Linked DNA regions of Homo sapiens: region 2 is linked to region 1. A link is a contact called in ENCODE Hi-C data. All regions are on one chromosome and are shown on one strand. The core of a region is the stretch at or near the end of the contact, and the rest is flanking DNA. Distances in the headings are between cores, read along the strand shown.

The links. Hi-C counts contacts between places; a loop is a spot of excess contacts on that map. Pooled maps may share reads with other maps.
Region 2: a loop to region 1 is called in a map with no recorded cell type, with 2.2 times the contacts of the local background. The contact joins two enhancer-like sites. A Hi-C loop is called at or near these places in 2 of 37 single-sample maps with no recorded cell type and 4 of 50 pooled maps.

What each region holds. Positions count from the first base shown.
Region 1 is chr11:120,700,771-120,705,401 of GRCh38, reverse strand. The region is part of intron 3 of GRIK4 (glutamate ionotropic receptor kainate type subunit 4); the gene reads right to left. Among named protein-coding and RNA genes, the nearest start is that of GRIK4, 190 kb to the right of the region's middle. Within about 2 kb of position 2,706, at least 3 of the 41 ENCODE cell types and tissues checked have a DNase peak (open chromatin) inside an H3K27ac peak, as active enhancers do.
Region 2 is chr11:121,067,015-121,071,645 of GRCh38, reverse strand. The region is part of intron 7 of TBCEL-TECTA (TBCEL-TECTA readthrough); the gene reads right to left. The region is part of intron 8 of TBCEL (tubulin folding cofactor E like); the gene reads right to left. Among named protein-coding and RNA genes, the nearest start is that of TECTA, 32 kb to the left of the region's middle. RefSeq lists a cis regulatory region at 4,051-4,064 and an enhancer at 3,985-4,129. Within about 2 kb of position 2,710, at least 3 of the 41 ENCODE cell types and tissues checked have a DNase peak (open chromatin) inside an H3K27ac peak, as active enhancers do.

The DNA of each region.
Region 1 (4,631 bases), core at 1,457-3,956:
ATACAAAAATTAGCTGGGCAAGGTGGCAGGCACCTGTAATCCCAGCTACCTGGGAGGCTGAGGCAGAAAAACTGCCTGAACCCAGGAGGCAGTAGTGAGCCGAGATTGTGCCACTGCACTCCAGCCTGCAAGACAACAGTGAAACTCCATCTCAAAAAAAAAAAAAAAAGAAAAGAAAGAAATGGAAAAGCTGATTCTCAAACTCATATACAATTGCAAGGGACTCTATGAACAGCCAAAACAACATTGAAAAAGACAAACAAAACTGGAGGATTCACAGTACCTGATTTCAAAACTAACTACAAAGCTACAGTAATCAAAACAGTGTGTTATTGGCATAGGATAGTCATACAGTCAATGGAATAGAATTGAGAGTCCAGAAAAAACTGAAACATCTATGGCCAATTAATCTTTGGCAAGAGTGCTAAGACTATTCACTAGGGAAAGAACAGTCTATTCAACAAATGGTTCTGGGACAACTGGAAAACCACATGCCACCTGTTTTTGTAAAGTACATTTTTTGGAACATAGACCTGCTCATTTGTTTATATGTTGTTTGTGACTCCATTTGAGCTAGAATGGCAGAGGTTAATAATCTCAACAGAGATACTATAGTATACAAGTCTAAAGTACCTACTCTTTGGTCCTTTACAAAAAAAAAAAAAAGTTTGCAGAGTTATGTTGTACAATATTGCTTCCCATGCCCCACCTGTGTTCATTCCTTCATCTGACATTTACCGACCACATACCATGCCCCAGCCCTGTTCTAGACACAACAGCAAGCAAAAATGTCTATCCTCACAGAGCTTACATTCTAGTAGAGGAATTATCTATGACAGCCCTGCAATCTAAAGAATTTAAATGGCCACTTGAGAAACAGAAGGAATGAGACTGTAAATTACGTGCAGGCTTCGAAGCTGAGATAGAGGCTGTGACTGCTCTAAGCTTGGGCACTCCCAAATGTTCCCTGTTGGCCCTGGGTCATGTCTCATTCAGCTGCATCTCCTGAGCTGCGACCAGAGGTATCCAGCAAGCAATAAATCCAATAGCTCTTCCTAAGAACCTAATATGCTCAGGGCACTGTGTGAGTGCTATGGAGGACAACAGTGAGTAAAATACAATCCCCATTTGCCATAAGACCACAGTCTAGTGAAGAATAAACCGCATATATATCATCATAAGAAAAGTAAAGAAACATTAACACTTAATAAATAAGCACCTACTATGTGCCAGGCACTGTGCAAAAACTTCTATGGTTATTATCTCATTTGACCCTCACGAGAACACAAGAAATACACTGCTTTTGATAGATGAACAAATTGACAGATGAGCAAATTGGGTTTCAAAGAGTTTCGTTTTTCGCCTTTGGCAACAAAGCTAGTGAACGGAAACTCAGAAATCTAAACTAAAACTATGTGGTTCTAAGTTTAGCCATTCAGTTATTAAACAGACATCTGTTGAGGTCCCACAATTTTGTAAGCATCATTCTTGGCTTTAGTGCTACCAAAGATGATCAAGACGAGTGCTCTTTATACCACCCCATCCTGTACCTACCATGTATAGGAAACAGGACATAATTCACCTGCCTCCAGGAGTTTATAAAGAGATTCAGAAAGCAGCACACAGACACAACCGAAATAGTAATGGTAATAATAGGTACAATCTAAGTGTCCAAAAACAAGTTTAAGTAACAGTATTTCAAAGGAATTTAAATGATTTGCTGCTCAGGAGATACGGCTGAGTGGACAGGGGAAGTTTCATGAAGGAAATTGACAGACGGTAGGATTTATAAGTGGTACATATACTAGATATACCCTCCTGTCCTCACCCTTACTCCTGGGTCCTCACCCTTACTCCTGTAAGCCCAACCTTACAGCCTGGGTTGGGCTGACAGTGGAAGAAACAGGCTTCAGGAGACTTTAGAGAGCTTGTAAACTGGCTAATAAACCCTAGAACTTTAGACCACGCCTAGGTCACATACATTATCTCCTTCTCCAAATCCACCCTCCAAGACTCATCACCTCAAGCCAATCCAGCCCCCTTTAGAACATTATGCTACCTTCTTGGGAAGCAGAGGGTAGGTTGAAAGACCCCAGGCCTTGGATCAGAACACCCAGGTTTAAATCTAGTGTAAATATGACCACTTAGAATTGTTCTGTCCATTAAGGTAGCCACTTGCCACAGATGGCTCTTTATATTTAAATTTAGATGAATTTAAGTCAAATGCAATTTAAAAACTAGCCAAAAAGTCACATTTCAAGTGCTCAGTAGCCACAGGTAGCCCACAGATTCAATGCTGGACAAAGCAGATACAGAACATTGCCATCATCGAGAAAGTTCTATTGACCAACACTGATTTCAAAGCCTCTGAACTAAAGGCAGCTATGTTGCTTTTTTGCACCTCATTTTCTTCATCTTAAATTGGGCAAAGCACTACAAATACTCCCCTAAAAGGACTTATGGAAATAAAACAAGACAGTGAACTTAAAAGTGTGCTGGTAACTTCCTTTTTTCTTTTCGATACAAATACATCTTCCTTCCTGCTTTCTGCAGGGCTGAAGCCTCAAGCTCTACTCAGATAGAAACGTCCTCAGGCCATGACCCATGGGATATTGTTTTAATGTGGAGCATTAAAAACAAAGTGAAACAAAAATCTCCAGAGCAGTGAGCCCACCTGTCAGTCCTCGTCTCCCTGGGCCTCTCAAGAGGTTTGTGACACTGATCACTTCTTCCCTTGGCTTCCAGGAGACCATGCTGACCCAGCTTTCCTCCTGCCCCTTGGTTGCTGCTTCTCATCCTCCTCTATGGGCTCCTCTGCATCCCTCTGACCTCTTCAGTTCAAAGCACCCCCGAGCTCTGTCCTTGTCCTCTTCTCTGTCTGTACAAACCCAGTCTCGTGGCTTTAAGTACAATCTGTATATTGATTACTCCCAAATTTACGTTTCCAGTAGAATTCTGTCACTTGAACTCTAGACTCACATTCTAGCTGCCACCCTGCATCTCCACAGGTTGTCTAACAGGCATCTCACATTTGGCATACCAAGATTCGGCTCAGACACCTCTTACCCCTAAACCAGCCCAACCTCCTTCCCTACTGCAGCAAATGCCAACTCTACCCTCGTAAGTACCAAGGTAAAAACCTTGGAGTCGCCAGGCGCAGTGGCTCACGCCTGTAATCCCAGCACTTTGGGAGGCCGAGGCCTGCGGATCACAAGGTGAAGAGATCGAGGCCATCCTGGCCAACATGGTGAAACCCCATCTCTACTAAAAATACAAAAATTAGCCAGGCGTGGTGGCGTGCACCTGTAGTCCCAGCTACTCGGGTGGCTGAGGCAAGACAATTGCTTGAACCTGGGAGGCAGAGATTGCAGTGAGCCGGTATCGCACCACTGCACTCCAGCCTGGCAACAGAGTGAAGCTCCATCTCAAAAAAAAAAAAAAAAAAAAAAAGCTTGGAATCACCCTTGATCTGTCTCTCTTACACATACACATCTCATATCCAGACCATCAAGAAATTCTGTTGGCTTTACCTTCAAAATCTATCCAGAATTCCAACCTTTCTTACCACCTTTACTGCTGCATCCTGGACAAGCCAGCAACCTCTCTCACCTGGATTACTGCAAGAGCCTCCTAAATGGATCTCCCTTCAGCCTATTCTCAATGCAGCAACTGGAGTGATCCCTTTAAAATCTAAGTCAGAAAACAATATGGAGGTTCCTAAAGAAATTAAAAATAGAACTACCATATGACGCAGCAATCCCTCTTCTGGGTATATACACACAGGAGATGGAATCACCTTGTAAATATATCCACACTCCTATGTTCACTCCAGCATTATTCACATTAGCCAAGATATAGAAACAACCTAAGTGTCTATCAACGGATGAGTGGATAAAGAGGATGTGGTATGTGTACACAATGGCATACTACTCACCCTTAAAAAGGAGATCCTGCCATTTGCCACAACCTGAATGAACCTAGAGGAAATTATGCCAAGTGAAATAAGCTAGACACAGAAAGAGAAATATTGCATGATCTCACTTAAATGTGGAATATTAGAAAAGGAGCTCAAACTCACAGAGAAGGAAGCAATGGTTATTATGAGTGGGCATGGTAGAGGGGTAGGAATTGGAGAGATACAGGTCAAAGGACACAAAATAGCAGAGATATAGGAAGAACAAGTTTAGAGATCTAGTGTACAAAATGAAGATTAAAGTTAATAAAACCGTATTGTACAGTTCTGTATTGCTTAACAATGGGATACGGTCTGAGAAATGCTTTGTTTGGTGATTTAGTCATTGTGTGAACATCACAGAGTGACTTACACAAACCTAGATGGTATAGCCTCCTACACCTAGGCTACATGAAACAGCGTATTGCTCCTAGGCTACAAGCCTACACAGCATGTAACTGTACTGAATACTGGAGGCAACTGTAATACAGTGGTAAGTATCTGTGTATATAAACACACCAAAATATAGAAAAGGTACAGTAAAAATGCAGTAATATGGCCGGCTGCGATGGCTCACATCTGTAATCCCAAGCACTTTGGGAGGCTGAGGCGGACGGATCCCCTGAGGTCAGAAGTTCGACACCAGCCTGGCCAACATGGTGAAACCCTGTCTCTACTA
Region 2 (4,631 bases), core at 1,461-3,960, 370 kb before region 1:
TTCCTAATGTAATCCTTGCCATCATAAAGGATTTCCCAGGACATAGTTTAGGGATTACTTGGGACAAACAGAAAATAAGGTACCAAAGAAAAGAAAAGGCAAAGAAAAGCCTCTAAGAAAACCTGTTTCTGGCATTGCCACCGTCTCTGACAATGGTACTTCCTCTTTCCATCAAATAATTGTTCACTGGAGCTATTTTAAGACTCCTCCTTATGATAAGCAAAATTTTAAAGTCTGAAAAGGCACCCTAAATCAATGCATTTACTTCCTACCACTGCCCTCAAAAACAAAAAGAAATCATTGAGTTCCCAAAGATACATGATATGCTGACTTCTAAAAGTTGCATTTTTTTTCTCTTTAAAATTAAAGAGGATGACTGTGTATTAGGTAAGCACTAAAGAAGCAATTTAGATTCAATCTATCAGAGGAAATGGAGAGAGAAAGTAAACACAAAATGAAGGGAACACTGAAAAATACAAGCAATGTGGATAGACATCTGATCAAGGGCAAGGCAAAAATAATAAACATGTACACTTGACTATGTGCCAGACCCACAAACATGGAGGTTTCTTTCTCTCTAAATGATATTTCTATACCCTCAGAGAAATCAGGGCTATAAATACCAGACAACAAGTACAACTTCACGATGTGTTTTCTGAGGACCAGTTCAAATTCTAGAGTGAAATTCAGTCTTAATACACATAATCTCTCTAAAAAGACATAAGCAATCTCCACCACACATATCCTCCTTTACTAGTCTCAGTTTTTAAGTCTCTGGGTCTCTCTCAGCTGCTGCCTTTTTTTTTTTTTTAAATACTTTAAGGTCTAGGGTACATGTGCACAACGTGCAAACATGTGCCATGTTGGTGTGCTGCACCCATTAACTTGTCATTTATATTAGGTATTTCTCCTAATGCTATCCCTCCCCCCTCCCCGAATCCCACAACAGGCCCCCGTGTGTGATGTTCCCTGCCCTGTGTCCAAGTGTTCTGATTGTTCAATTCCCACTTATGAGTGAGAACATGCGCTGTTTGGTTTTCTGTCCTTGCGATAGTTTGCTAAGAATGATGGTTTCCAGCTTCATCCAAGTCCCTACAAAGGACATGAACTCATCCTTTTTTATGGCTGCATAGTATTCCATGGTGTATATGTGCCACATTTTCTTAATCCAGTCTATCACTGATGGACATTTGGATTGGTTCCAAGTCTTTGCTATCGTGAACAGTGCCACAATAAACATACATGTGCATGTGTCTTTATAGTAGCATGATTTATAATCCTTTGGGTATATACCCAGTAATGGGATCACTGGGTCAAATGGTATTTCTAGTTCTAGATCCTTGAGGAATCGCCACACTGTCTTCCACAATGGTTGAACTAGTTTACACTCCCACCAAGTATGGAAAAGTGTTCCTATTTCTCCACATCCTCTCCAGCACCTGTTGTTTCCTGACTTTTTAATGATCGCCATTCTAACTGGTGTGAGATGGTATCTCATTGTGGTTTTGATTTGCATTTCTCTGATGGCCAGTGATGATGAGCATTTTTTCATGTGTCTTTTGGCTGCATAAATGTCTTCTTTTGAGAAGTGTCTGTTCATATCTTTTGCCCACTTTTTGATGGGGTTGATTTTTTCTTGTAAATTTGTTCAGCTTCTTCTTCTATATACAAACCAAAATCTCTCCACTTAACTTCCCAACTTGAAACCTTTCAATGGTTTCCCACTGTCTATAAGAATAAGCCCTACTGTCCGAGCACAGCATACCAAAGTCTTTCACGGACTGCCCTGTTTCCTACCTTCCTCCCCAGCATAATATGTATCATTACTTCCCAGTTATTAACTACTTTTTTTTTTTCAGACAGTCTAGCTTTGTCGCCCAGGCTGGAGTGCAGCGGCACAATCTTGGCTCACTACAACCTCTGCCTCCCAGGTTCAAGTGATTATCCTGCCTCAGTCTCTCCAGTAGCTGAGACTACAGGCATGCACCACCACGCCTGACTAATTTTTTGTATTTTTAGTAGAAATGGGGTTTCACCATGTTGGCCAGGCAGGTCTCGAACTCCTAACTTCAAGTGATCCACCCACCTCGGCCTCCCAAAGTGCTGGGATTACAGGAGTGAGCCACTGTGCCCAGCTCCCACTTACTACTTTTCACTAGTCATATCAAATTGTTGTAGTTCACTGCACATAAAGACATTTCATACCTCTGTACCTTTACTTCCCATGTACTCACATCTGTCTAGAATATTCTTCCCTCATCGTCACCAGATTAACTCAATCATTTTCCAGGAAAGTACCCTCTTCCAGCAGACCTAAGTCCTCCTTAGTGTTCTCAGAGTATAAAGCGAATATTCAATCATCTTACTGAACAGTTGCTATACTGCCAGGCACCGCTCTAGGCACTGGGGAGATGGCAAGGTACAAAACAGAAACAGTCCCTACTCCTATAGAGCTTACAGTACCATGGGGGGAGATTGACAATATACAAGAAATGTAACTCAGGTGTTGATAAGTGACAAGAAAAATATTAACAAAAGGAGGTTAAGAGAATTATAGGAGACAGAGGTGTGCTATTTTAGACTGGGTGAGGAGAGAAGGAATCTCGGATAAGGTGTCAGCGAGGGAGAGAATGAAGCAGGTAGCCTGGTGCATTCTCAACAGGGAACAAAGTGCAAAGGCCTGAGGAGGGAGTGTGCTTGAAGTGTGTCAGGAACAGTAAGGACAGTTTCTGTTTTTTGTCTGTTTTTTTTTTTTTTTTGAGACGGAGCCTTGCTCTGTCACCCAGGCTGCAGTGCAGTGGTGTGATCTCAGCTCACCGCAACCTCCGCCTCTCGGGTTCAAGTGATTCTCCTCCCTCAGCCTCCAGAGTAGCTGGGATTACAGGTATGCACTACCATGCCTAAGTAATTTTTTTTGTATTTTTAGTAGAGACAGGGTCTCTCCATGTTGGTCAAGCTGGTCTTGAACTCCCGACCTCAGATGATCTGCACACCTTGGCCTCCCTAAGTGGTGGGATTACAGGCATGAGCCACTGCGCCCAGCCTCTGTTGTTTTTTTAAAAATCAACTTGAGTTCTTAGAAACAGGCTGCTATGAGATGCACGGGCCTTAAGGGAGCAAGGGTGGACTCAGGGAGACTGGTCAGTAGGCTACTACAATAACACAAGTAAGATATGATGAAGGATTTGGACTAAAATGATAGGAAGCAGTAGTCAGATTCTATACATAGGTTTTGAAAGTAGAACTGAAAGAAAAAAAAAACAGACCAGATGTGGGGTGTGGGAGAAAAAAAATCAAGAATGACTCCAGTGTTTTTTCCCTGAGCAACTGGAATAATTGAAAAAAGGAGAAAAACTGGCAGAGCAGTAGCTATGGCACAGGGGGCTAGGGGTGAGGGAGGCAGGGTAAGGGAAAAGGGAGGGTATCGAAAGTTGAGTTTTGGACACACTAGGTTTAAACATCCAGGCAGAGGCATCAAGCAGGCAGCTGGAAAGCGCCGTCTGGAATTTAGAGGCAGATCACAGCTGCATGTATACATCTGGCAGTTATCAGAATACAGAAAGCACTGAAAGCCTCGGGACTGGCTAAAAGTGTGTGGGGGATGAGTACAGAAGAGAAGAGGTCCAAGGACTAAGTCCTGGGGTAACTCAAGTTTTAGAGGTTGGGAACATGAAGAGGGCCCAGCAAAGGAAATATATCTCTAGCTTAGCTTCTTGAGAGTAGACACTACTGTTTTTGTCTCTTTATCTCTAGCTTGAAGCCCAGTGCCTCTTGGTCCTTAGTAGGTATTCAGTAAATAAATTAAACTGTCCTTTGAAACCCAGCTAGAATCTAGAGTTATTTCCTAGAAGTTCTCCTGGTAAGGCCTGAGAGTCTAATAACTGAAATATGACCAGCCCAGTAAGGACATCTTTCCAGCTACCTGCAGTACACACTGAACTTATCTGGAAACAGCATATCACACCACTGCTATATAAGCCACTAAGAAACACGGCACAGATGACGGCTTTAAAAGAAAAGAGTCCATTGACTGGAAAAGCAAACAGTATGATGGTCAAAGGCCAAGAATCAGAAAACAGAGATTTTTCCTCTTCTCTTGTTTCACAAAGTAAATAAACATGAGACATATGGCTGATTGCTCAGTTTTTTGTTAGTCCATTATTGCCATAAGCAGCTAGAGCAGAGAGGCTAAACTTCCAGCTCTACCTATCAGAAGGCAATAAAAAGGATAATTGAGCACCTGTAAGAAATTATAAAGCTCTTAATAAGTATGTCTCCCTTCAGTCTCCTAAACATTTTACTCTTTTCATCATAAAAATTCAAATGATTCAGATTTTGCATTTCATCCTGGGATAGGAAAACAGGTATGTGAATCTCTGGATCCTCTTTAAAGTCTTTTATTGCCAAAATGACTAATCACATAGAAACAGATGTGTGTAAATAATCCAACTGACACACAAAATAACTTTGCTACCATAAAGGACATTCGGCTCATCATGTCGGCTCTTTATTCATAACCTCAAAGACATTTTGGGTAACTTTTCTTACTTTATGTTAAAGTTAATTAGAGCTATTTCATGTTTAACTGACACGAGAGGAAAATAAAAGGAGGAAGAAAAGCTCGGGGAACC